Regions from separate parts of the Homo sapiens genome. Here all the other regions are linked to region 2. Evidence: read pairs that join two places in POLR2A ChIA-PET (ENCODE). Cell type or tissue: Caco-2. All regions are shown on one strand.

Evidence for each region. ChIA-PET counts read pairs that join two places held together with the same protein. Peaks named below come from ENCODE experiments on the same cell type or tissue, not always from the same donor. Only the 100,000 strongest peaks of a DNase experiment are listed, where the experiment ranks them.
Region 1: POLR2A ChIA-PET joins it to region 2 with 11 read pairs; 5 of 35 experiments call an interaction of 5 or more read pairs at or near these places.
Region 3: POLR2A ChIA-PET joins it to region 2 with 10 read pairs; 3 of 35 experiments call an interaction of 5 or more read pairs at or near these places.

The regions. Positions count from the first base shown.
Region 1 is chr12:112,017,265-112,025,264 of GRCh38, forward strand. It overlaps ERP29 (endoplasmic reticulum protein 29), which reads left to right. Exons shown (of 3, transcript NM_006817.4): 2 at 2,492-2,630; 3 at 4,886-6,185. The coding sequence ends at 5,388. It overlaps LOC124903021 (a long non-coding RNA gene), which reads right to left and starts at 4,886. Exons shown (of 2, transcript XR_007063464.1): 1 at 3,312-4,886; 2 at 1,535-2,651. In Caco-2, no CTCF peak of the experiment used is centred here; no DNase peak of the experiment used is centred here.
Region 2 is chr12:111,772,048-111,780,047 of GRCh38, forward strand. All of the region lies in intron 1 of ALDH2 (aldehyde dehydrogenase 2 family member), which reads left to right. Among named protein-coding and RNA genes, the nearest start is that of ALDH2, 9.1 kb to the left of the region's middle. RefSeq lists enhancers at 1,086-1,657, 3,361-3,550. In Caco-2, no CTCF peak of the experiment used is centred here; DNase peaks (open chromatin) are centred at 2,304 and 3,824; H3K4me3 peaks cover 1,154 bases.
Region 3 is chr12:111,898,592-111,906,591 of GRCh38, forward strand. It overlaps MAPKAPK5 (MAPK activated protein kinase 5), which reads left to right. Exons shown (of 14, transcript NM_003668.4): 14 at 1-3,631. It also overlaps the pseudogene ADAM1A. Among named protein-coding and RNA genes, the nearest start is that of MAPKAPK5-AS1, 60 kb to the left of the region's middle. In Caco-2, no CTCF peak of the experiment used is centred here; no DNase peak of the experiment used is centred here.

The DNA.
Region 1 (8,000 bases), 250 kb after region 2:
ATTCTCATAAATGTATTCTAGTGGAAAGGATGGAAAACAAGCAAATAAGGATTTCAGAGAGTGAGTAATGCACTGAAGAAAATACAGCAGGGTAATGATAGCAGGGTATGATGAAAATGAAGCCATATTAGATGGTCTGATTGGAGGAGTCCCCAGTAGCAGGGGACATTTGAACTGAGCCTTGAACGATAAAGAGATAACCATGAAAAGAACTGGGGAAAGGACATTCCAGCCAGCAGAGAGCAAATGAAAAAGCTCTTGAGTGGGAATAAGTTTCATGTGCTGAAGTGAAATAAGGCCAGTTGGGCCAGAGGGATGTGATCTTATTTGTATTTTAAGTCTTTCCTGCTTTTAGGCCCCCAGAGCTCAGGCTTTTTGGCATTTAAAGATGACTTGTTCTGGTGTCTTCTCCTCCCTCCTTTGTGTCCCTAAACAGTGTTAAATATTTTTAAAAACCAAGAGGACATCAGTACACTGTAAAGGACAAAGACTAACAAGAACATTGTATCTTTTTTTTTCTTTTTTTTTTTTTTTTTTGAGGTGGAGTTTCATTCTTTTCGCCCAGGCTGGAGTGCAGTGGCGCGATCTCGGCTCACCGCAACCTCCGCCTCCCAGGTTCAAGCAATTCTCCTGCCTCAGCCTCCCGAGTAGATGGGATTACAGGCGCCCACCACAACGCCCAGCTAATTTTTGTATTTTTAGTAGAGATAGGGTTTCACCACGTTGGCCAGGCTGGTCTTCAACTCCTGACCTCAGGTGATCCACCCATCTCAGCCTCCCAGAGTGCTGGGATTACAGGCATGAACCACTGTGCCCAGTCCAGAACATTGTATCTTTGCCTTCAGCCAGAATTATGTCAGCTTGACATAATTTTTTTTTTCTTTTTAGAGAGAGAGAGAGAGATGGGGTCTCACTCTGTTACACAGGTTGGATTGCAGTGGTGCAATCATAGCTCACTATAACCTCTAACTCCTAGGCACAAGTGATTTTCCACCTCAGCCTCCTGAGTAGTTTAGCTGGGAATACAGGTGTGTGCCACCATGACTGGCTAATTTTTTTTTTTTAAGCCAGCTATGTTGCCCAGGCTGGTCTTGAACTTCTAGCCTCACGTGATCCTCCCACTTCAGCCCCGCAAAGTGTTGAGATTACAGGTGTGAGCCACCATGCTCAGCCTTGACATGATTATTTACAGTGATTGCCTGTGATGAAAAAACTTGATAGGGATCACTTGGATTAGGAAAACAAAAAGTTGATGGAAGTGAGGAAGGCAGTGTTACCCTAAGGTGGCTTGTTAGATAAAACTTGTGCATTGGGAGAAACCATCAAAAGAAGTCCTTGGCTTCTTCAGTAAGTTAAATGTAGACTTAGCATATGACCACCACAGTTCCACTTGTATATATACCCAAAAGAGTGGAATACAGGTGTTCAAACAAAATGTGTTATGTGAATGTTCATAGCAGCACTATTGACAGTAGCCAAAAGGTGGAAACAACCCAAACATTCAGCTGATGAGTGAATAAACAAAAATGTGGTCTATCGTACAGTGTAATATTTATTTGGCCATAAAAAGTAACAGTGTGCCAATACATGGTACAACATGGACAAACCTTGAAAACATGCTAAGTGAAAAAAGCCAGACACAAAAGGGCACATATTGTACATTTCCATCAGAATAGACAAATCTATAGAGACAGAAAATAGATGAGTGGTTGCTGGGGCTGGGAGGAGGAAGACTGGGGAGTGACTGCGTAATGAGTATAGGGTTTCCTTTTGGGATGATGAAAATGTTCTGGCACTAGATAGTAACCTCTATGGTTGCACATTCTTAATGCACTGAATCATGCAGAATGTACACTTTTAAATGGTTACAATGGCAAATATTATGTGAATTTTACTGCAATTAAAAGTCTTGGCCCTGACAGTTTAAAACCCAGAGATCTAGCCAGAGGGAAGTGTAGTCTAGGGAGAAGACATTGTCCCAAGCCTGGCCTCTCACTAGCTTATCTGCCCTGAAATTGCTGGGTTCAAACTCTGGCCTATCTAGCCAAAGCGTCCTCCATGATGCCAACTCCTTTGTAGGTAGGTTTGTTTATTTTTGTCAGATTTCTTGTTCAGGGTTTACTGCGAAAGGCCTCCTGGGATGATGAGCATGACAGGGGCTGATGTAGTATGCAGAGGGTCTCCTTCACCTAACTGAAAGGAACCCTGAAGGAGAAGGCCTTAGTATGTCTGCAGCCTTGTTTATTCTGGACAGGGTTGTGTATATCTTTGATTAGTGTGAACAGGTACTAATGGGGTGCCCTGCATGTTGCTGGCACTCACTAAATTGTTAAATGAGTCAGTGGGTGAATGAATAAATATTAGTTTGTGAGAGCTTGCCTCCCTTGTGGGCTTGTTTCCACTCTATTTCTTAAACAGGGGCCCCTTGGGAAGGGGAATTAGCCCCAAAAGTCCCTGGAACACCCACTTGCTCAGCTCTATACGCCCTCAGGTCATTCCCAAAAGCAAGTTCGTCTTGGTGAAGTTCGACACCCAGTACCCCTACGGTGAGAAGCAGGATGAGTTCAAGCGTCTTGCTGAAAACTCGGCTTCCAGCGATGATCTCTTGGTGGCAGAGGTGGGGATCTCAGGTATGGACAAGTCCAGGACGGCTGGGGGGGCAGAGAGGGAGGAAGCTAGAAATCGTTTCCCTACTTGGAACAGGAATACCCAGCATCTTTCCTTCTGAGCCACTCTCAAGGAGTGTAAGTAAACAGGTTCATGGTCTCTAAAGGAATCTGCTGCCCACAGTAGGCTTAACCTGAGCAGATTTTGGGACCATGGAATCTAAGCTCAGCTGTACAGGTGCCTGAAGGGAAGGGAACCCCTCTTCCTTCACATTCCACCCCTCTCTGACATTAAACTGTGAGAACTTTGAGCTCTCCTTGCAGGGAACACTGGGCAGAGGGGGTGCTATGTCCCCTAGGGGACAGCATAGTCAGTTCTTCTGTCTTCATTTCAGTTTATGTACCAAAACTGTTAGGTTTTGGTGTTAGCTCAAATGCACTGATGCCACCACTAATCCAAGGGCACCTCCCAACCACAGCGACAGCTTTAATAGTCACCAGCATTTAGTGGCTGACAGGGTAAAGATCTGCACCCCCATTGCATTTTAAATCTTCACTTGAACTCTGCCTGAGAAGCAAGATGTATTATCTCCATGTTATACTTCAGGAAAAAAAAAACTGAAGCTCAAAGATTAAAGGACTGTGGGTGATAGAGTGGCTCATCCAGAGCTCCACCTAAGTGTTTAGTCCCAGGCAGGGGCTTACTTATTTCACTTCCCTCCCAGCTTGGATGCCTCCATTCCGTAGTAAGCTGGGAACTTAGTAGAGCGTCTGGTCCTGGGTAGAGATAGCTGGCACACCTCTCCAGGACAGTCAGTCAGATTTGACTCAACTTCAGGTAACTCCCTTGGTGCTTTTATTAGAATAATAATAATAGTTAACATTTATCAGATGTTTACTGCGTGCCAGGCCGCTGTGCTGAGTGTTTTACATGTGTTTCATCTTTGCAAGAGCTCTGTGAAGGAAGTCCCATGTGGTACTATTACCTCCATTTTTTCAAATGAAGAAATGGATGCTTAGAGTAACTTGCTCAAGATTGTGGAATTGTTAAGTGGCAGAACTAGGTTTGGAACCCTAGGCATCCAGTACTACCACTACTAGTAGTTGGTCTTAGCCGTTTCTCGGCAAAGTGTAAGAAACCAGTTGTCACAGCATCAGTCCTTGGGGCTGCTACTGCTCGTTAGGAAGGATGTTGCAGATACTAACAGCAGCTACCACATATTAAGCATATAACCCTGCCAAGTATCACGCACATATTCCCTCATCCGGTCCTCCCAACAGCCCCCATGTGGCAGGGACTGTGTTCCTTCCCTACCACATGCTCCCCTTTCTCACCCAGCTCCAGCCAGACTGGTCTTTGTAATCCTGAAATTTCCTGAGCTTAGCCCTGCCTCAGAGCTTTTGCACTTGCAGTCCTTTCTGCCTGAGACACTCTTCCCAAATCTTCACGTAGCTTGCTCCAGGACATTCAGGTCCTTTAGCTGATGTCACCTTCACAGGGAGGCCTGCCTTGACCACCTGAAGTGGGCTTTCTTACCCACTTTGTCACATCGCGCTGTTTTGTTTTCCCTGTGGCATTCATCACCTGTGTTTATGTGTTTGTTATGTCTCTTCTCTCCCTTAGAAGAATATGAGCTTAATAGTCTTTTTTTTTTTTTTTTTTTTTTTTTTGAGACAAAGTCTCACTCTGTTGCCCAAGCTGGAGTGCGGTGGTGGGATCTCGGATCACTGCAACCTCCACCTCCTGGGTTCAAGCGATTCTTCTGCCTCAGCCTCTTGAGTAGCTGGGACTACAGGCACGCGCCACCATGCCCTGCTAATTTTTTTGTTATTTTTAGCAGAGACAGCGGTTTCACTATGTTGGCCAGGCTGGTCTTGAACTCCTGACCTCGTGATCTGTCCGCCTCGGCCTCCCAAAGTGCTGGGATTACAGGCATGAGCCACCGCACCCGTCCGAGCTTAATACTCTTAATCACAAGTAGACCCCCAGCACCTAGAACAGCATCTGACACATAGTGGGCATATAATAAATATTCAGAAGAATCTCCATTTTTTCAGATGAAGAACAGTTCAGAGAGTTTAAATGATTTGCCTAGTGCTGCATGGCTAGGAAGTGGCAGAGGAGGAATTCAAACACAGGTCTGTATGGTTGCTCCTCACTTTGAACCATTACACGGCCAAGAAAATTCTTCTTTCCCTCAGTTCAGCTAGGTCCCATAGCAATTTTCTGCCCTGAGTTCCTTATGGTCTTGCTTTTTGTGTCTGGTTTCTGCTCACAGATTATGGTGACAAGCTGAACATGGAGCTGAGTGAGAAATACAAGCTGGACAAAGAGAGCTACCCAGTCTTCTACCTCTTCCGGGATGGGGACTTTGAGAACCCAGTCCCATACACTGGGGCAGTTAAGGTTGGAGCCATCCAGCGCTGGCTGAAGGGGCAAGGGGTCTACCTAGGTATGCCTGGTTGCCTGCCTGTATACGACGCCCTGGCCGGGGAGTTCATCAGGGCCTCTGGTGTGGAGGCCCGCCAGGCCCTCTTGAAGCAGGGGCAAGATAACCTCTCAAGTGTGAAGGAGACTCAGAAGAAGTGGGCCGAGCAATACCTGAAGATCATGGGGAAGATCTTAGACCAAGGGGAGGACTTCCCAGCATCAGAGATGACACGGATCGCCAGGCTGATTGAGAAGAACAAGATGAGTGACGGGAAGAAGGAGGAGCTCCAGAAGAGCTTAAACATCCTGACTGCCTTCCAGAAGAAGGGGGCCGAGAAAGAGGAGCTGTAAAAAGGCTGTCTGTGATTTTCCAGGGTTTGGTGGGGGTAGGGAGGGGAGAGTTAACCTGCTGGCTGTGAGTCCCTTGTGGAATATAAGGGGGTAGTGGGAAAAGTGGTACTAACCCACGATTCTGAGCCCTGAGTATGCCTGGACATTGATGCTAACATGACCATGCTTGGGATGTCTCTAGCTGGTCTGGGGATAGCTGGAGCACTTACTCAGGTGGCTGGTGAAATGACACCTCAGAAGGAATGAGTGCTATAGAGAGGAGAGAGGAGTGTACTGCCCAGGTCTTTGACAGATGTAATTCTCATTCAATTAAAGTTTCAGTGTTTTGGTTAAGTGGACCTGAAGCCATTCTTTTTTCTTTTCAAATTATACTTTCGTCTATGACCTGCTTTCCTCTTTGAATCTAAGCTGGTATAGACTCCACTTTCCCAGGGTAACAAACTATCCTCATAACACTGTGGAAACTGGCATACCTTTGTTATTTTCCAGTGATATTCAGACTGACATGGATTGACTGTCAATGGTAAAGTTTGTCTATTTTCCAGTCCTTAAAACTCAATAGCAGTATTGATGAATATATTGAACCAACATTGATGGACCATGGTGTAATTATTTTCCATGCTTTGTGAGGTACACATAGCAAATTCTTAGTTTTACTGATATATTCTGTGACTTGGATTTACACAGCTAAATGATATAGTCCGATTTCAAAATTAAAAAATATTTTCCATCTAAATCACTATCACTAAATAAATACTAACTTCTAGAAAGCAGAATAAAGAGCACTTGTGCCAACATTCACATCTTTTCTTCAGACTCAGAAGCAGTTATCTGCAAAAGTGAGCTTCACGACAGCTCTACTTTCATATTTAACCATTTGAAAATGTCATGAGACCACAGCTCCTGAAATATATCTAATTGCACCCACACAAAGAATGGAGTTGGCAAATAAGACCTTGAATTATTTTCCTCCATTTTATCCAGGTTGGTATATATTTAGTTCCTGGAAACAAAAAATAGAGGAAATTCCATATGTTGAATTGGATGGGACAAAAAATTGTGGTAGCTTAGGCTAACAGTTCAAACCAAGGAGGTAAAAAGTGTTTAAACCTAAACACCCACCTGCTGACAGCTTATGTACTCTACATATAATGAAAGAATATAATAATATTTACTATAATAATTTCTACATTTTTACTTCAGTTCTCACTGAAACTTCTGGAAGATCTTTTTGGATACTTCTAACTGGTAAATTTGCTTTGGCTGTTCTAGTGTGCTCCGTGTAAACGGGATCACTTCCAAAGAGCAAAGTATTCACTGTTTTATGGAAATTAGAATGAGACAACAAATGGCAGGTAGGGAAAGGACTCTAATATTAAATGCATCCAGAGTCCCTGAATGAAGACTAATCTTGATTTTCAATTGTAAGAAGCAGGAAGGTGACAGTACCTCCATGGGCACGGCACTGGATGGGTTCTGGCTGGATATGGTTATTTACAACCCCAGGGCCTTGAGTTGAAGAAACCTGAGCTATTGGGCGGAACTACATTATCATATGTCAGAGGCCCTTTGTTACCCAATAGTTGTTTTCATTAAAGGTGAGCCCTCTTTCTAGAGTCTTAAGTGATTTGCATATGTCACATAAAATACAGTCTTCCCTGACCCAAGTCAAATGGATTCCTTTACCTCTTAGAATTTACTAATATTGTGGCTCAAGTGCTGCTATTCAGATTCTAATGAAGACTATGGACTGGATTCCCAGAATCAATCAAATACTTATAGTTATTTTTTTAAGAGATGGGCATCTTGCTTTGTTGCGCAGGCTAGACTTGAATTCCTGGGCTAAAGCGATCCTCCCGCCTCAGCCTCCTGAGTAGCTGGGGAGTACAGGTGCATGCCGCTGCACCTTGTTAAGTATTTCAATTTTAAGGGAATTTCCTGATAACCTGAAGCAAAGCAGACACTGGATCCAACATGAATTGTGTTTAAGGAACTTGCAAGTTATCTCAAATGGTGCGAAGGGTAATTTACAAATAGTTCTTGGTAATTGGCACCACAAAAAATGTTGGAGTTGGAATATATTAGCAGAGATTATACATAGGGAACTAATCTGGGAATATGAACACGGCCAACAAGACTTAAGAAGGTGAGGGAGATGGTGAGGGGGATCTGGATTTTAGCTCATTTCCTCAATGCTTAAGGGAGTTTGAATCGTTTGCAGGAGAGTTCGATAATTTCAATATTAAACAGTAGTCTTACCTGCAACAACTACTTTTCTCATTTGTAAAATAGTCCAGTATCTGGGCCGGTGCGGTGGCTCATGCCTGTGATCCCACACTTTGGGAGGCCGAGGCGGGCAGATCACTTGAGGTCAGGAGTTTGAGACCAGCCTGGCCAACATGGTGAAACCCCGTCTCTACTAAAAATACAAAAATTAGCCGGCCGTGGTGGCAGATGCCTGTAATCCCAGCTACTCAGGAGGCTGAGGCAGGAGAATCGCTGGAACTCGGGAGGCGGAGGTTGCAGTGAGCCAGGATCGCGCCATTGCACTCCAGCCTGGGGGACAAGAGAGAAACTGTCTCAAAAAAAAAAAAAAAAAAAAAAAAATAGTA
Region 2 (8,000 bases):
GAGATCGCACCACTGTACTCCAGCCTGGGTGACAGAGTGACACTTCGTCTGAAAAAAAACTCCCCAAAAAACAAAAAAAACTTAATACCCCATGAGCAGATATTAAAAGAAAAAAGAAAAAATATAATGGTCCCCTGATGTGCCACCCCTGCAGATAATCACTGTTAACGGTATATCTGAAGCAGAAATTTGCTTTTTCTTGTTTGCCTGGGAGATTCTTACAGAATGAGCCAAAACCTGTGTTTTGGAGTGACTTTGTGCTGACTGAATCTCCCTATTGATTGTACAGGTTGATGACTTCTTTAGGAGTGTCCTTTGTTTTTGTTTTTGTTTTTGAGATGTAGTCTCACTCTGTCGCCCGGGCTGGAGTGCAGTGGCACGATCACGGCTCACTGCAACCTCTGCCTCCCGGGTTCAAGCGATTCTCCTGCCTCAGCCTCCTGAGTAGCTGGGATTACGGGTGCCGCCACCATGCCCAGCTAATTTTGTATTTTTAGTAGAGTTGGGGTTTCACCATGTTGGCCAGGCTAGTCTCAAACTCCTGACCTTGTGATCCACCCGCCTTGGCCTCCCAAAGTGCTGGGATTACAGGCGTGAGCCACTGCACCTGGCCTCTTTTTTTTTTGGTTTTTTTTTTTTTTTTTGAGACAGGGTCTTGCTCTGTTGCCCAGGCTGGAGTGCAATGGCATGATCATAACTCACTGCAACCTCAAACTCTTGGGCTGAAGCGATCCTCCTGCGTCAGCCACTAGAGGCACTGGGATTATAGGCATGGGCCACAACATCCAGCTAGGAGTTTTAAGAGCCTCTATAGAAATAGATTTAGGTGGCCGGGCATGGCAGCTCATGCCCTGGCATAAGAGTGAGGCCTAGTGACAGAGTGAGACTCCGTCTCAAAAAAAAAAAACAAAAAGAAATAGATTTAGGCAGGCTGGGTGTGGTGGCTCATGCCTGTAATCCCAGCACCTTGGGAGGCCGAGGCAGGCGGATCACCTCAGGTGGAGACCAGCCTGACCAATATGATGAAACCCCGTCTCTACTAAAAATACAAAAATTGGCCGGTGTGGTGGCATGTACCTGTAATCCCAGCTACCTGGGAGGCTGAGACAGGAGAAACGCTTGAACCCAGGAGGCGGAGGTTGTGGTGGGGCCCAGTGACACCGCCCGCCTCAGCCTCCCAAAGTGCTGGGATTACAGGCATGAGCCACCGTGGCCGGCCCGTGTTTTTAATCAGAGAACACAAATGGGCATTCAATACTTCCTGCCTGCCCAGAATCTGTGGGACACACTTGAGTTTCAGGTGACAGGGCTATAATAATGTTTGTGCTCCTGAGGTCAAGCTGAGTTGAGAATTTACATGTTGTGGACATGTGTATGTATTCCCTGCTCCAGTAATCATGATTATTCATCACCTATTTTCCATCAGGCCCTCTACTGAGGACTTCTACCTGCATTTCACCTTTCATCCTACCCGCAACTCTATAAGCCTGGTAGTATTGCTGTCCCGTCTTGCGGGTGAGGAAACTGAGGCTCAGGGAGGTCAAGTTCACATTAAGTATAACTAAGGGCATGTGTGTGAAGGTTGGGCAGGGCAGAATTTGAAGCCCACTTTCAAACTTATAACTTAATGTGAACTTGACCTCCCTGAATAATGATCAGACCATAAGAATGTATTAATAAACATTTAAGGGACAATTGAATAGAATTTTAAAATCAGAGAGGAGGAGCCATGTTTGTATTGTTCACTTTTGCATTCCTGGCACCTAGCACCTTAGCATAGGATCACTGTTGGGTAAATATTTATTGAATAATGAATGGTTGCCATTTACGAAACCATGTTTACAGTTTTGTGCTCCAGAAGTGAGGTAAAGGGTTGCTTAATGAGAACCCAGTATTTCTACTCAAAAGGACCTTATTGCAAAGTATTTGGAAGTTTAAAAGAGTGGGAACATGGGGACGCATAGGGAGTGGTGAAACTGGCTCAGGGAAAGTCCATTGCAGCAAGATAGAGGTTGCCAAACCGTAAGCAGAACAAGTTGAAACCGCGCCTGTCTGGCAAACAGTCCAAAGTGGAATTGAAACTCCCATCTTTGAAGTGGTGAAAAAAGGCCCTGGGGTGGGGGAGTGGGGCAGAGGGCTGGCGTCTGTCTGCCTGGGTTAGTCTTGGTTCGGGAGTGTCCCGAGCAAGCCTGGGGAGATGACTGCCCCTCGCCTTGATCCCCAACTAACCTGGGGTTCTGGATTATGTGTGGGGAAGAGGGAATGTGTGTGGCATTCCGTGTTTGTCTTGAACTTTACTCCCTGGAATCTTGTAATACAAGCAATGGCATCTGCTTTCCATCGGACATAATCACCTAACCGCAGATTAGCAAGTGAAAGAGCACATGCCGTTGGGATCATCCCAGGCTGCAAAACCGCGCCATTAGCTTGCTCACTCTTTGGGAAAATACGGTGTTCCAGGGACGGGGATTTCCTAGGTAACATGTCCAGTTCTCTCATGCATCAAAGCTTGAACTGAAATCTTTCTAGAATGTATCCTGCCTCCTTAAATCAGAACTACTGAACACAGTTTAGCCTTTCATTGGAGACCCTGGGCAGATGATTACTGAACACAGTTTAGCCTTTCATTGGAGACCCTGGGCAGATGATAACCACCCATTGTCATGAGGTCTGGGGGTGGTGGCCAGAATTTCATTCTCTCCTGGCCTTGGTCTGACCTCCGCCCCCAAGGTCCAGTTGTCCTGCTCTGGGCACTGACCCTGCCCCAGCTCCTGAGCCCCTCGACCACCACAATCACCACTAAGTCTCTGCCTGGCATGGAGAACAAGATAGCCAAGGTGAAGAGGGATCCTGTTACCCTCTAACTCAGTAGTTCTAATTTCTACACAGTAATCTGCCCCATGTTTGGAAAAACGCATGTGAAAGGGTTCGCCACAGCTGTTGCTGGAATGGCGATCACTTGTCCTAAAAGTGCATTTGTAGGAAATCGTTAAATAAACCATGGCCTGACCGTGTTGAGGAACGCTATGTGGCTTAACATGAGGCAGAGCTGCCTGTGGAATAACGTCCAAGAGAAACTGAGAAAAGCGAGTTAGCAAACAGCAAGTCTATTACCCCCACTTAGAAAGGACACGGCAGTGTCCCGGTTCTCTGGTCTCCTGGGTCCTCCCAGCATCAAGTGCAGATCCTGGCACACAGCAGGTAGAATCGCGAGCCCCCCGCTCTCCCCTCACCTACACCCTGCAGCCACTCCTCCTGTCCCCAGGCTCTTCCTAGCAGTCACCCTTCAGACCCCTCAGCTGGCCAAGCCTCCTCCTGCTTCTCACTTGCTTGGTTTTGCTTGTTTCCTGCGCCCTCTCCTCACCAGGACTTCAGCTCCCACAAGCCAGGACTTGGCTCTTGGACTCCCTGTGCTGGAGTGGCCAGGGCTGTCAGTGAAAGCTTATGGAATGCGTGGGTGAATGAATCCAATTTTTACAAAACAAAGTGAGATGTATTTATTAAAATATGTAGGAATTAGAGTATTTTGATAGAAAATCTTTATGTTTTGCCTACAGTCTAGATTGAAAATGTCAACTCCAGACATCACTGTGCTTCTGGAAACTATAAAGAGGAAGTGGGAGCTAGGACATCCCCCCACCACGCCCCGCCCAAGAGCGTTTACGTGTGTTATGTAAGTCGAGCTTCGGGTTTCTGGTCAGGAGGTTATAAAGCATTTGGCCCAGAGTCTGGCCTGGTGTTTATTCAGGAAAACTGCTCCTCACTTGAAGCAGAACTTTGGCAGAAACTCAGTGTGAGAACAGTTCCTACCCAGCCCCCCACCGGGGAGGGAAGCCACTGAGTCTGGCTCTGGGAGAAGGGAAATGGGAAATGTAAACCGGAGGAGGTTTCCAGCGTCCTACAGCAGACCCAGGTTTATCTTATCAGTGGAGAAGGGAGGATGGGTTGTTGAAAATGCAGCCTGGTTCAACAGTGAAGGGTGATTGAGAACATTCTGGGCTTTGAAAGGCAAACATGCCAGGGAGTGGTCTTTCCAGGATCCTAATCTAAATCAGAGGGGCCAGCCCAGCGAGGAAGGGGTGGGGCTGGTGGGGTTTTAGCCAGACTGGCCCACCTCTCCCCTTCCTACTTCCTGATCTTTGCAAAATAAAGTTTAAAATCCAGGACAATTTAGTATGCTTTGGTGCAGGGAACAACATAAAGAGTATAGACCTGGCCCTCGCTCCTAAGAATCTTTAAGCTACGAGAGAGCTGCAGGATCTAGAACACTGCAGGACCCCCTGCGGGCAAGGTCCTAGCTTAGGAACTGTACACTCGTTCTTGCATTTAACCTTCACATCAGCCCCCAGAAGTACTCGATGAGGCATCTGGGAAGTGAAGGGATTTGCCCAGGGTCAAATCTGTGAGGGATGGAGTCAGAATTCAAACCCAGGCCGGGCATGGTGGCGCACAGCTGTAATCCCAGCACTTTAGGAGTCCAAGGCAGGAGGATCACTTGAGCACAGGAGTTTGGGACCAGCCTGGCCAACATGGTGAAAGCCCATCTCTACAAAAAATACAAAAAAAATCCCACCTTTATTTAAGAAAAAAAATTCAAACCCAGATCTGTTTGGCTTTGAGGTTGGTGCTTTTTACAACATTCAGAATAAAATTTTTTTTTTTTTTGAGACTCTGTTGCCCAGGCTGGAGTACAGTGGTGCAATCTTGGTTCACTGCAACCTCCATCTCCTAGGTTCAAGCAATTCTCCTGCCTCAGCCTGTCGAGTAGCTGGGATTACAGGCAAGTGACACCATGCCCAGCTAATTTTTGCATTTTTAGTAGAGACAGGGTTTCACCATGTTGTCCAGGCTGGTCTCGAACTCCTGACCTCAAATGATCCACCTGCCTTGGCCTCCCAAAGTGCTGGGATTACAGGGATGAGCCACTGTGCCTGGCTCAGAATCAAAATGTGAAATCAACGTGTGTTGAGTCAGTAAGTAAACCATAAAGATGGAGATTTGGGAATCAGAATTCCAACCTCCTTGAAGGCAGACCTGGGCTATGGCTGGAGGTTGGAGTTGGGAAAAACACAGGCCTTGGAGTCCCAAAGACCTGGCTTCAAAGCCTGGCTCTGCCTTTGCTGCTGTGTGACCTAGAGCCAAGTGGCTGGACTCTTCTGTGCCCAGCATCCTCTGCTGTGAAGTGGAGAGGATGAAGTTCACCTCCTAGGTTTGCTATGAGGTTTAAATGGGAACAATCCAAGTACACAGAACCGCTGGTGTGGGGCTGGTTCTTGAGGGGTAGCTAGTGAATGTTAGCCATGTCCATGACACGCAGAGGGCTGAGTGGACTTCCTCCCTGGGTGGGGGAGGAAGAAGCTTGGGGATAGTACAAGGCCAACCAGACCTACTTCCACCCAGCCCAGCCTAGTGCTTCTCTGTACTCTCCTAACCCTGCTGACCCAAGTGCTTTGCTGTGAGGCAGTTGTGTGTGAGGCGTGAACCCTGAGCCTGTGCTACAGGGGGAAGGAGAGAAGGATGCCTACTCAATGGCTGCAAGCTGCCTGCCCGCCCCCCACGCCCGTGAGCCCCCATCTTCCAGCAGGCAGACCCGGGAACTCCCTTCTCCTCCACGGGCACCCCGAGGAGGAGCTGACTTTCAGAGTCGGGGAGTAAACACCCAGGACCTGCTGCCCAGGCACGGCATAGTCCAACTTGAACTTAGGTCTGGCAGTTTCCTGGCTTTGAACCTGAGCTCTTTATTGCCACACCTGTCCCCACACTGGAAATGACCCAGCCCTCCCGTGGAAAGAAAGAAGGGTGCCATTTCCCTAAAAATTAACGATTGACTAACTAATATGAAACCACACAAGCACGCCTCCAGAACCCCAGTTAATGTTTACCCATGTTCTTCTCCGGTGCCAAGAGCCTTTCCTGTGGGTGCACAACTGCGGGTTCCACCATAGAGATTATGCGGAACAAATTTCAGCCTGGGAATATGATTCCTGCTAGGCCCTTACCTGAACGACTCCTTCCTGGGGCACTCTGTTTCCACCCTGCCATCGTCATGGCGTTGGGCATTCACTCCATGCTTGGCGCAGAGACTGCAGACCCTCACATGGCTTTATAAAAAGGGGGCTCTAGGGTGATTCCCACCCTACAGATGAGGAAACAAAGACACAGGGGTGAGGTGCTTGTCCCATGTGACAAAATCAGGAGCAAAAGAGCCCATATTCGGCCAGGCGCGGTGGCTCACGCCTGTAATCCCAGCACTTTGGGAGGCCGAGGTGAGTGGATCACCTGAGGTCAGGAGTTGGAGACCAGCCTGGCCAACATGGTGAAACCCCGTCTCTACTAGAAATACAAAAATTAGCCGGGCATGGTGGCAGGCATCTGTAATCCCAGCTACTCAGGAGGCTGAGGCAGGAGAATCGCTTGAACCTGAAAGGCGGAGGTTGCAGTGAGCCGGGATCGCTCCATTGCACTCCAGCCTGGGGAACAAGAGCCAGACTTTGTCTAAAAAAAAAGAAAAAAAAAACCCTCACACCTGTAATCCCAGCACTTTGGGAGGCCCAGACGGGCGGATCACGAGGTCAGGAGATTGAGACCATCTTGGCTAACTCGGTGAAACCCCGTCTCTACTAAAAACACAGAAAAATTAGCCGGGCATGGTGGCAGGCGCCTATAGTCCCAGCTACTTGGGAGGCTGAGGCAGGAGAATGGTGTGAACCTGGGAGGTTGGAGTGCAGTGAGCTGAGATTGCGCCACTGCACTCCAGCCTGGGCAACAGAATGAGACTCTGTCTCAGGAAAAAAAAAAAAGCCCATATTCGTCCAGATTCTTTTTTTTTTTTTAAGAGTCTTTTTCTGTCACCCAGGCTGGAGTGCAGTGATGCAATCACGGCTTACTGCAGCCTCAACCTCCCAGGCTCAAATGGTCCTCCCACCTCAGCCTCCTGAGTAGCTGAGACTATAGGCACGCAACCACACCTGGCTAATTTTTCACTTTTTGTGGAGAGAGGGTCTCACTATGTTACCCATGTTGGTTTCAAACTCCTGAGCTCAAGCAATCCTCCCACCTTGGCCTCCCAAATTGTTAGGATTACAGGCGTGAGCCACTGTGCCTGGCCACCCAGATTCTTGTCTTGAACCTCTGCTCCTTTTTGTGTTTTCTTTTTTGAGAGAGGGTCTTGCTCTGTCACCCATGCTGGAGGCAGTGGTGTGATCATGGCTCACTGCAGCCTCAACCTCCCAGACTCAAGCAAGTGATCCGTCCATCTCAGCCTCCTAAGTAGCTGGGATTACAGGCGCATGCGACCACACTTGGCTAATTTTTCATTTTTTGTGGAGATGGAGGTCTCACTATGTTACTCAGGTTGGTCTCAAATTCCTGAGCTCAAGCAATTCTCATGCCTTGGCCTCCAAAAGTGCTGGGACTACAGGTGTGAGCCACTGTGCCAGGCCAAATGTCTGCTTTTGACCAGTGAGCCTGGCCACCCCTCCCCAGCCCTGTTGTGAGCCTCACTCCAGGCTTTGCTTGGCAGCTCGGTATTCTTTATGGTCCGAGACTCTGGCCCAGAGTGACCATGGATGTCTCACTGGAGTTCTAGGCCAGGGCCAGGACATGCAGGGATGCTGGGGCCAAAGGGACCCCCAAGGAAGGCAGGCAGAGAGGCAGATGTCTTTGCCTTCACGTCACCTGTAGCCTTTGCCTCAGCACTGGTGAGGTGACCATGGACCCTGCCAGGACACTGGTTTACCAAGCCCGAAGGGAACAGCTTGCTGGGAGATGTCTTCTCTGCACTCCCCAAGACCATCGCCCAGTGCCTGGAAAGCAGAGGGCGAACTCTGGCACTTTATGTATGTATTTATTTTTATTTTTTGAGACGGAGTTTCACTCTCGTTGCCCAGGCTGGAGTGCAATGGCGTGATCTTGGCTCACTGCAACTTCTGCCTCCTGGGTTCAAGCGATTCTCCTGCCTCAGCCTCCCGAGTAGCTGGGACTACAGGCGCCTGCCACCA
Region 3 (8,000 bases), 130 kb after region 2:
AACTTGGTAGAGAAGATTATATGCAGATATAAAATATCTAAACTCATTTGTTATGAACCAACGATAATGAGGGAAAACTTGGACATCCACATACAGATTTTCTTGAATTAAAGAAAAAAACCAGACACTGACAAAGGAGAGCTGAACTGATAAATGGTACCCTGAAAACTGCAGAAATGAGGGAAAGAGGCAGTGGGCCACAAAGAACTTTGTCCTTTTCAGAGATCCCCAGAGAAGCCCTGCCCCCTTCCCCCCACCCCCTGACAGAATGTTGTGTTTCAAAGAATGAGCAGATTAATGGATATCAAGTTGTGTGGCCTGAGCTGAGGATAAAGAATAATTTGCCTGAGGAGTTACAGTACTGGCTGGATCACTACAGGCCTTCTACTTGGAATATCTTCCCATGAAAGTAAAAGGAATATAACTAAGGAAGATTAAAGTTGTTGCTGTTGGAAGGAAGACATACTAAAGAAACTGCCGAAGGCCAGGAGAGAAGCAGGAAGAGAAACACGGCTTGAAGTTCTGTAAGAATCAGAGTTGGGCAAGAACTGCCAATAAGGGAGCCAGCGTAGATCTGAGTACTAAACACCTGAGCCTCCGAGGGTTTGTGTGCGAGGGAGAGCTCTGCTGATGGACATAGGCCCAGAATCATTAACTGATTTATTTGGGCCATGTCACTGGTGGCATTATTAAAAGACTCTGCCAACATCCTGCTTTATGGAAAAACCAAGTGGCCTTGGAAGAGGCTAAGATAAAGTTTCAAACTTGGGCTCCACAGAAGTGGAACTTAAGGCTGGGGCTAGTACCAGGACCTTCATGTATCAGGTTAGAGATTTTGATGCTTTTGGTGATTTTTGTGCCAAGCATGTACTGTCACCTGGGATCAATCTATTACTCTTTCTATGAAATAATTATTCCAAAGAGGCTGACAGTCCAGGGAGGAGATAGCCCAGTGGAAGGACTGTCCTACTTGTTACTTATGCAAGGCCAGAAGCACCTGGTTCATCTGAAGGTGAAGAGAAACCATTTTGTGAATAACTTTCCAGTCTACAGTTACCACAATGGCCTCCTGGGGCAAGAATCGCCTTTCATCTCACATGACTGCCACTATGAAGGCTACATAGAAGGAGTGTCAGGTTCTTTTGTTTCTGTCAACATCTGTGCAGGTCTCAGGGGCACATCCTCCTGATTAAGGAGGAAAAATCTTACAGCATTGAGCCCATGGACTCTTCAAGACGGTTTGAACATGTGTTATACACCATGGCACATCAAGCGTGAGTCTCCTGTGGTGTCTACTAGCTGGCAACAAGGGAGCAGGAAGCCTCATGATCTACAGGCACTGTCCTACTTGTGGTCACACAAAAAGTACGTGGAGATGTTTGTCGTGGTCAACAACCAGCGGTTCCAGATGTGGGGCAGTAACGTCAATGAGACGGTCCAGACAGTAGTGGATGTCATTGCTCTGGCCAACAGCTTCACTAGGGGAATAAACACAGAGGTGGTGCTGGCTGGAATGGAGATTTGGACCGAGGGGGACCTAATAGATGTCACAGTGGACTTGCAAATCACACTCAGGAATTTCAATCACTGGAGACAAGAGATGCTCTTCCATCGTGCAAAACACGATGTTGCCCACATGATCGTTGGGCATCACCCTGGACAGAATATGGGCCAGGCCTTTCTCAGTGGTGCCTGCTCAAGCGGTTTTGCGGCAGCTGTTGAATCCTTCCATCATGAAGATGTGCTGTTGTTTGCAGCCCTGATGGCCCATGAGCTCGGGCACAACCTGGGTATTCAGCACGACCACTCGGCCTGCTTTTGTAAAGATAAGCACTTTTGCCTCATGCATGAAAATATCACAAAAGAAAGTGGCTTCAGCAGCTGCAGCTCTGACTACTTCTACCAGTTCCTTCGAGAACACAAAGGGGCCTGCCTATTTAACAAGCCACGGCCCAGGGGCCGCAAGCGTAGGGATTCTGCCTGTGGAAATGGTGTGGTGGAGGACACGGAGCAGTGTGACTGTGGTTCTCTATGTCAGCATCATGCATGCTGTGATGAAAACTGTATACTGAAGGCGAAAGCAGAGTGCAGTGATGGTCCATGTTGTCATAAGTGTAAATTTCACCGTAAGGGATATCCTTGCTGTCCTTCTAGTCGTTCCTGTGATCTCCCAGAATTTTGCAATGGTACATCTGCATTATGCCCCAACAACAGGCATAAGCAAGATGGCTCAAAATGTCATACAATTTACGAGTGCCTTAAAGTTCATTGTATGGACCCTAATAATCAGTGCTTACAATTATATGGATATGGTGCAAAATCAGCCTCACAAGAGTGTTACAATTCAATGAACAGCAAAGGGGACCAATTTGGAAACTGTGGCATTTCTACCAGTCCTGGGTCACAATATGTTCGGTGTTCAGATGGTAATATATTTTGTGGGAAACTTATATGTTCAGGTATTACAGGCTTACCAAAAATCAATCTCCAACATACAATGATTCAGGTCCCTCAGGGAGATGGCTCATGTTGGAGCATGGATGCCTATATGAGTACTGACATTCCTGATGAAGGAGATGTGCACAATGGCACTTACTGTGCACCAAACAAAGTCTGCCTGAATTCCGCCTGCACAGATAAAACCCCAGTGATTTCTGCCTGCAACCCAGAAAAAACGTGTAATGGGAAGGGAGTTTGTAATGATTTAGGGCACTGCCACTGTAATGAAGGGCATGCCCCCCCTGACTGTGTTACTGCAGGAAGTGGAGGTAGTGTGGACAGTGGCCCTCCTGGTAAGCTAGGTGGGACACCTTCAGGAGAAGGTGAAAATCACAATATGACTCATTCCAGACGTGAAGAACATGCTGTAGACATGATGATATTATCATTCATTATACTTTTTATAATATTATTATTAAGTACAATTATTTGATCTGCTTGCTTAAAAAATCACCAGAGGCTGCCCCGGCAGAAGCTCCTCCAGCAGTGGCTCCACCACCGGCCCCAGAAATAAAGCCAGAAGCAGCAGAAGTGGCCACAGAAGAAAAAGAAGAGAAGGAGGAAGAAAAAGAAGAGGAGGAGGAGGAAGAAGAGGAGGAAGAATCAGATTCCTAAGGTTAGAAATAGGGAGATGAAGCCAAGTATATCAAACTCCTCAAGTACTGAGTGGGAATGAGATGTTTGGTGAAGTAGAAATAGATAGCTTTAGTGGCTCTGACTCAGATATACTGATGTAGAAGGAAGGATTCTTTCACTTTTATTATTTATTTTGGTAATTAAATTTACATTAATTTAATATGTTAAATATTTTAGTACCTTTTGCTTTTTCACATTTCATTTGAACCATTAACATGCATCTTTGGACATCAATGTCCTTGTCTTTTTGGCCCAATTGTTTTAGTCACCAGAAACTTTTTCAGGACATGCTATCTTCTATTTGTTTGACATACAGAATCATATGTACCTGAATTTATTACTAACTCTGGGATTTTCATTTTAAGTAACAACTACCTATTATGTGAGGACAGTTGTTTATGTGATTGGTTGTTCTAACTTGCCCTATAAATGTGCATTCATCAAAGGAGAAGTTTTTAAATCCAAAAACAAATAAAACCCGATTCATATTAGACAACTCTTCAGGTTCCACATGGTATAGTTACTGAGTCCACTTTATTCTGGGGCACTGTGGGAGGGACTATATCAAAGTAGAAGACCCTGATTGCCCGTAGGTTAAGAGGTCAGCATTGAGGTCACCTGCTTTCCAAATCTGGCAGATGTTTAATATGATATATGTATATTTGATTTATTACTTCCCAATATTTCTAGATGCTTCCTATAGCCATCCTCCCTTTTTACCTAAAATACTTTTTTTCTTCGAGGCCAGTTTTGTTTTGTTTTTTTTTTTTTTTTTTGAGATGGAGTCTTGCTCTGTCACCCAGGCTGGAGTGCAGTGGTGCGATCTCAGCTCACTGCAACCTCCGCCTCCCAGGTTAAGTGATTCTCCTGCCTTAGCCGCCAGAATAGCTGGGATTACAGGTGCATGCCATCACACCCGGCTTATTTTTGTATTTTTAGTAGAGACGGGGTTTCTCCATGTTGGCCAGGCTGGTCTCAAACTCCTGATCTACCTGCCTCAGACTCCCAAATTGAGGCCAACTTTCATAGCTCTTCTGTTTTACTAATTTTCCTGGGATGAACTTCATACCCCTCAGATAACTCGTGGCTGATGAACATCACTTAGAGTTAGGAAAACTGTGTTTACATTAATTCTATAATAGTATACTGGCATCTACCACAGTGCTGAGTATATGTATGAAATTAAACTATTTTTGGCCAGGCACGGTGGCTCACACCTGTAATCCCAGCACTTTGGGAGGCTGAGGAGGGCGGATCACCTGAGGTCAGGAGTTTGAGAACAGTCTGGACAACGTAGTGAAACCCCGTCTCTACTAAAAATACAAAAATTACCCGGGAGTAGTAGCATGTGCCTGTAGTTCCAGCTACTCTGGAGGCTTGAAGCAGGTGAACTGCTTGAAACTGGGAGGTTGAGGCTACAGTGAGCCAAGATCACACCACTGTACTCCAGCCTGGGTGACAAAGCGAGACTCTGTCTCAAAAAAAAAAACAAAAACTAAAAATAAATATTTTTTCCTCTAGTTTTCATTTTTAAAAAATTTATTTATATTAATAACTTGTTGATTGAATATCAGAAGGAACTTCTCCAGTACAGGTAATAGAGTTCTGGAGGTGGCAATTACTTCTCTGAGAAGAGAGCACAAAGCAAATATAATGTTAACATTAGGCCAGGCTTGGTGGCTCATGCCTGTAATCCCCACACTTTGGGAGGCCAAGTTGAAAGGATCACTTTTGGCCAGGAATTCAAGATCAGCCTGAGCAACATAGTAAGACCCTGTCTCTCCAAAAAAAAAAAAAAAAAAAAAAATTAGCTGGGCATAGTGGTGTGCAGCTATAATCCCAGCTACTCAGGAGGCTAAGCCAGGAGGATTGCTGAGTCCAGGAGTTTGAGGTTGCAGTGAGCTATGATACCACCACAGTACTCTAGCCTGGGCGACAGAGCAAGACCCTGTCTCAGATAAATAAAAACCATTCATTCTGTTCTAGGCACTGTGTTAAAGCAATACTTTACATTCATTGCCTTAATTTAATCCTCCCAACTTCCCAATAAAACCTCCATCTTGTACATGAGGAAACAGAGACTGAAGAGTTTGCTCTAGAGCTAGCTAGTAAGTGGTGGGACCTGCATCCCTCCCCAGAAATGAGTGAATCTACTGCCTCATGAACCTTTTCCTTCCATTAAAAAAAAAAAAAAAAAACTGAAGGGAAAGACATGTCCTTAATTGCCCAGAACAGAGGTGCTTCTTCAGTGACTCTAATGAAACCAAAGCCTTACAAATGGATGCTGATATCTGTCATGAATCTACTACATTGTGTAGTTATTATGGATGAAAATGTCTTTTCCCCTACTACATCCTGACAGAATGGAGTGGCAAGTTGGCATCATTATTTAGTTTTGTAGGCCCAGCTCACTACAGATGCTCAATAAATGTTGACCAAGTGAATAATTTAATCAAATCCAACTGTCACAACTGTGGCAATATTTGTACCTTGAGCAGGATTTTTTTTTTTTTTTTTTAAAGATGGTGTCTAGGCAGGGTGGATGGTGGAATAGAAGGCTCCACCAATCATCCCACCGCAGCAAGGACACCAACTTAACAACTATCTACACACAAAAAAGCACATTCATAAGAACTAAAAATCAGAAAGGATAACTGGACCAAACACAGCTGATCCTGCCAACAGAGGGAGCATTTAAACCAGCTCTAGCCAGAGGGAAATGATAGATCCCAGCATTGGAACTTGAGTTCCTGCAAGCCTCACCACCATGGGCTAAAGTGTTCTGGGGCCCCAAAGAAACTTGAAAGGCAGTGTAGGACACAGGGACTGCAAAACCTAGGTGAGTCCTAGTGCTGAATTGGCCCTGAGACAGTGGACTGAGTGAGAGGGTGGTGGGGACATGACCTACTTTGAAACCAGCTGGGGTGGCTAAGGGCATCACCCCTCCCCCTTCACCCCAGGCTGCACAGCTCACAGCTGTGAGAGACTCCCATTCCCTCCACCTGAGGAGAGGAGAGGGAAAAGTGCAGAGGTCTTTGTCTTATATCTTAAGATACCAGCTCAGCCACAGCAAGATAAGGCACTGGTCAGAGTTCTGGGGCCCACTTTCCAGGTCCTAACTTCTGGATGATAATACTAGACACACCCTGGGCCAGAAGAGAACCTGCTGCCTTGAAGGGAAGGACTAAGTTCTGGCAGCATTCATCACCTACTAACTGAAGAGCCCTTGGGCCCTGAATAACCAGCAACAATACCCAGGCACTACAACGAGGGCTTTGGGCGAGAGTCTGAGACTTGCTGGCTTCAGGTGAGACTAAGCACATTACCAGCTGTGGTGGTTATGGGGCAAGACTCCTTCCACTTGAGAAAAGCAGAGGGAAGAGTAAATGGGACTTTCTCTTACACCTTAGGTACCAGCTCGGCCACAGGTGAGTAGAGTATCAAGTGGGCTAGAGTCCCCGATTCCAGGACTTAGCCTTGGATGGCATTTCTGGACCTGCCCTGGGCCAGAGGGGAGCCTAATTTCCTGAAGGGTGAGCCCTGGGCCAGACAGCATTCACCACAAGCTGACTGAAGAGCCCTTGGGTCTTAAGGGAACTTTGGCAGTAGTCTGGCAGTACATCCCATGGGCCCATGGTGGCGGTGGCCACAGGGTAAGGCTCCTCTGCCTTTGGAAAGGGAAAGGAAGAGTGAGAAGGTCTGCATCTAGTGGTTTGAGTGCCAGCTCAGCCACAGTACAACAGAACATCAGGTAGACTTCTAAGGTTTTTGAATCTAGTCTCTGGGTCCTCTGGACCCACCCAGGGCCCGGGGAAACTCGCCACCCTGAAGGGAAGGACACAAGCCTGGCTGGCCTTGCCACCTGCTGATTGTAGAGCCCCAAGGCCTTGAATAAATATAGGCGGTAGTCAGGGAGTGGTTACAGCAGACCTTGGGCAAGACCCAGTACTGTGCTGGCTTCAGGTCTGACCCAGTGCAGTCATAGTGGTGGTAGCCTCAGGGGTGTTTGTGTCACTGCACCCCCAGTGGTGGCTCAGAACAGAGATAGACTCTGTATGTCTGAGAGAAATTAAGGGAAGAGAACAAGAGTCTCTGGCTGGCAATCCAGATTATCCTAGATCTTGTCTAAGACCATCAAGGCAGTATCTCTATGAATCTGCAAGAACCACAGCATTACTGGGCTTGGGGTGCCCTCTAAAGCAGATACAGCTTAGATAAGTCCTTACAAATATCTGGAAAGCCTTCCCAAGAAGGATAGGTATAAACAAGCCCAGACTGCGAAGACTACAATAAATACCTAATTCTTCAATGCCCAGACACAGACAAACATCTATAAGTATCAAGACAATCCAAGAAAACATGACCTCATCAAATGAACTAAACAAGGTACCAGGGACCCATCCTGGAGAAACAGCTATCTGACCTTTCAGACAGAGAATTCAAAATAGCTGTGTTGGAGGAAATTCAAAGAAACTCAAGATAATACAGAGAAGGAATTCAGAATTCTATCAGATAAATTTAACAAAGAGATTGAAATAATTAAAAAGAATCAAGCAGAAATTCTGGAGCTAAAAATGCAATAGGCATATTGAAGAATGCATCAGAGGCTTTCAGTAACAGAATTGATCAATCAGAAGAAAGAATTAGTGAGCCTGAAGAAGGCTATTTGAAAATAAACAGCCAAAGGAGCAAAAAGAAAAAGAAAAAAGGAAGCATGCTTACAGGATCTAGCAAATAGTCTCAAAAGGGCAAATCTGATTAATTGGCCTTAAAGAGGAGGTAGAGAAAGAGATAGGGGTAGAACGTTTATTCAAAGGGATAATAACAGACAACTTCCCAAACCTAGAGAAAGGTATCAATATCCA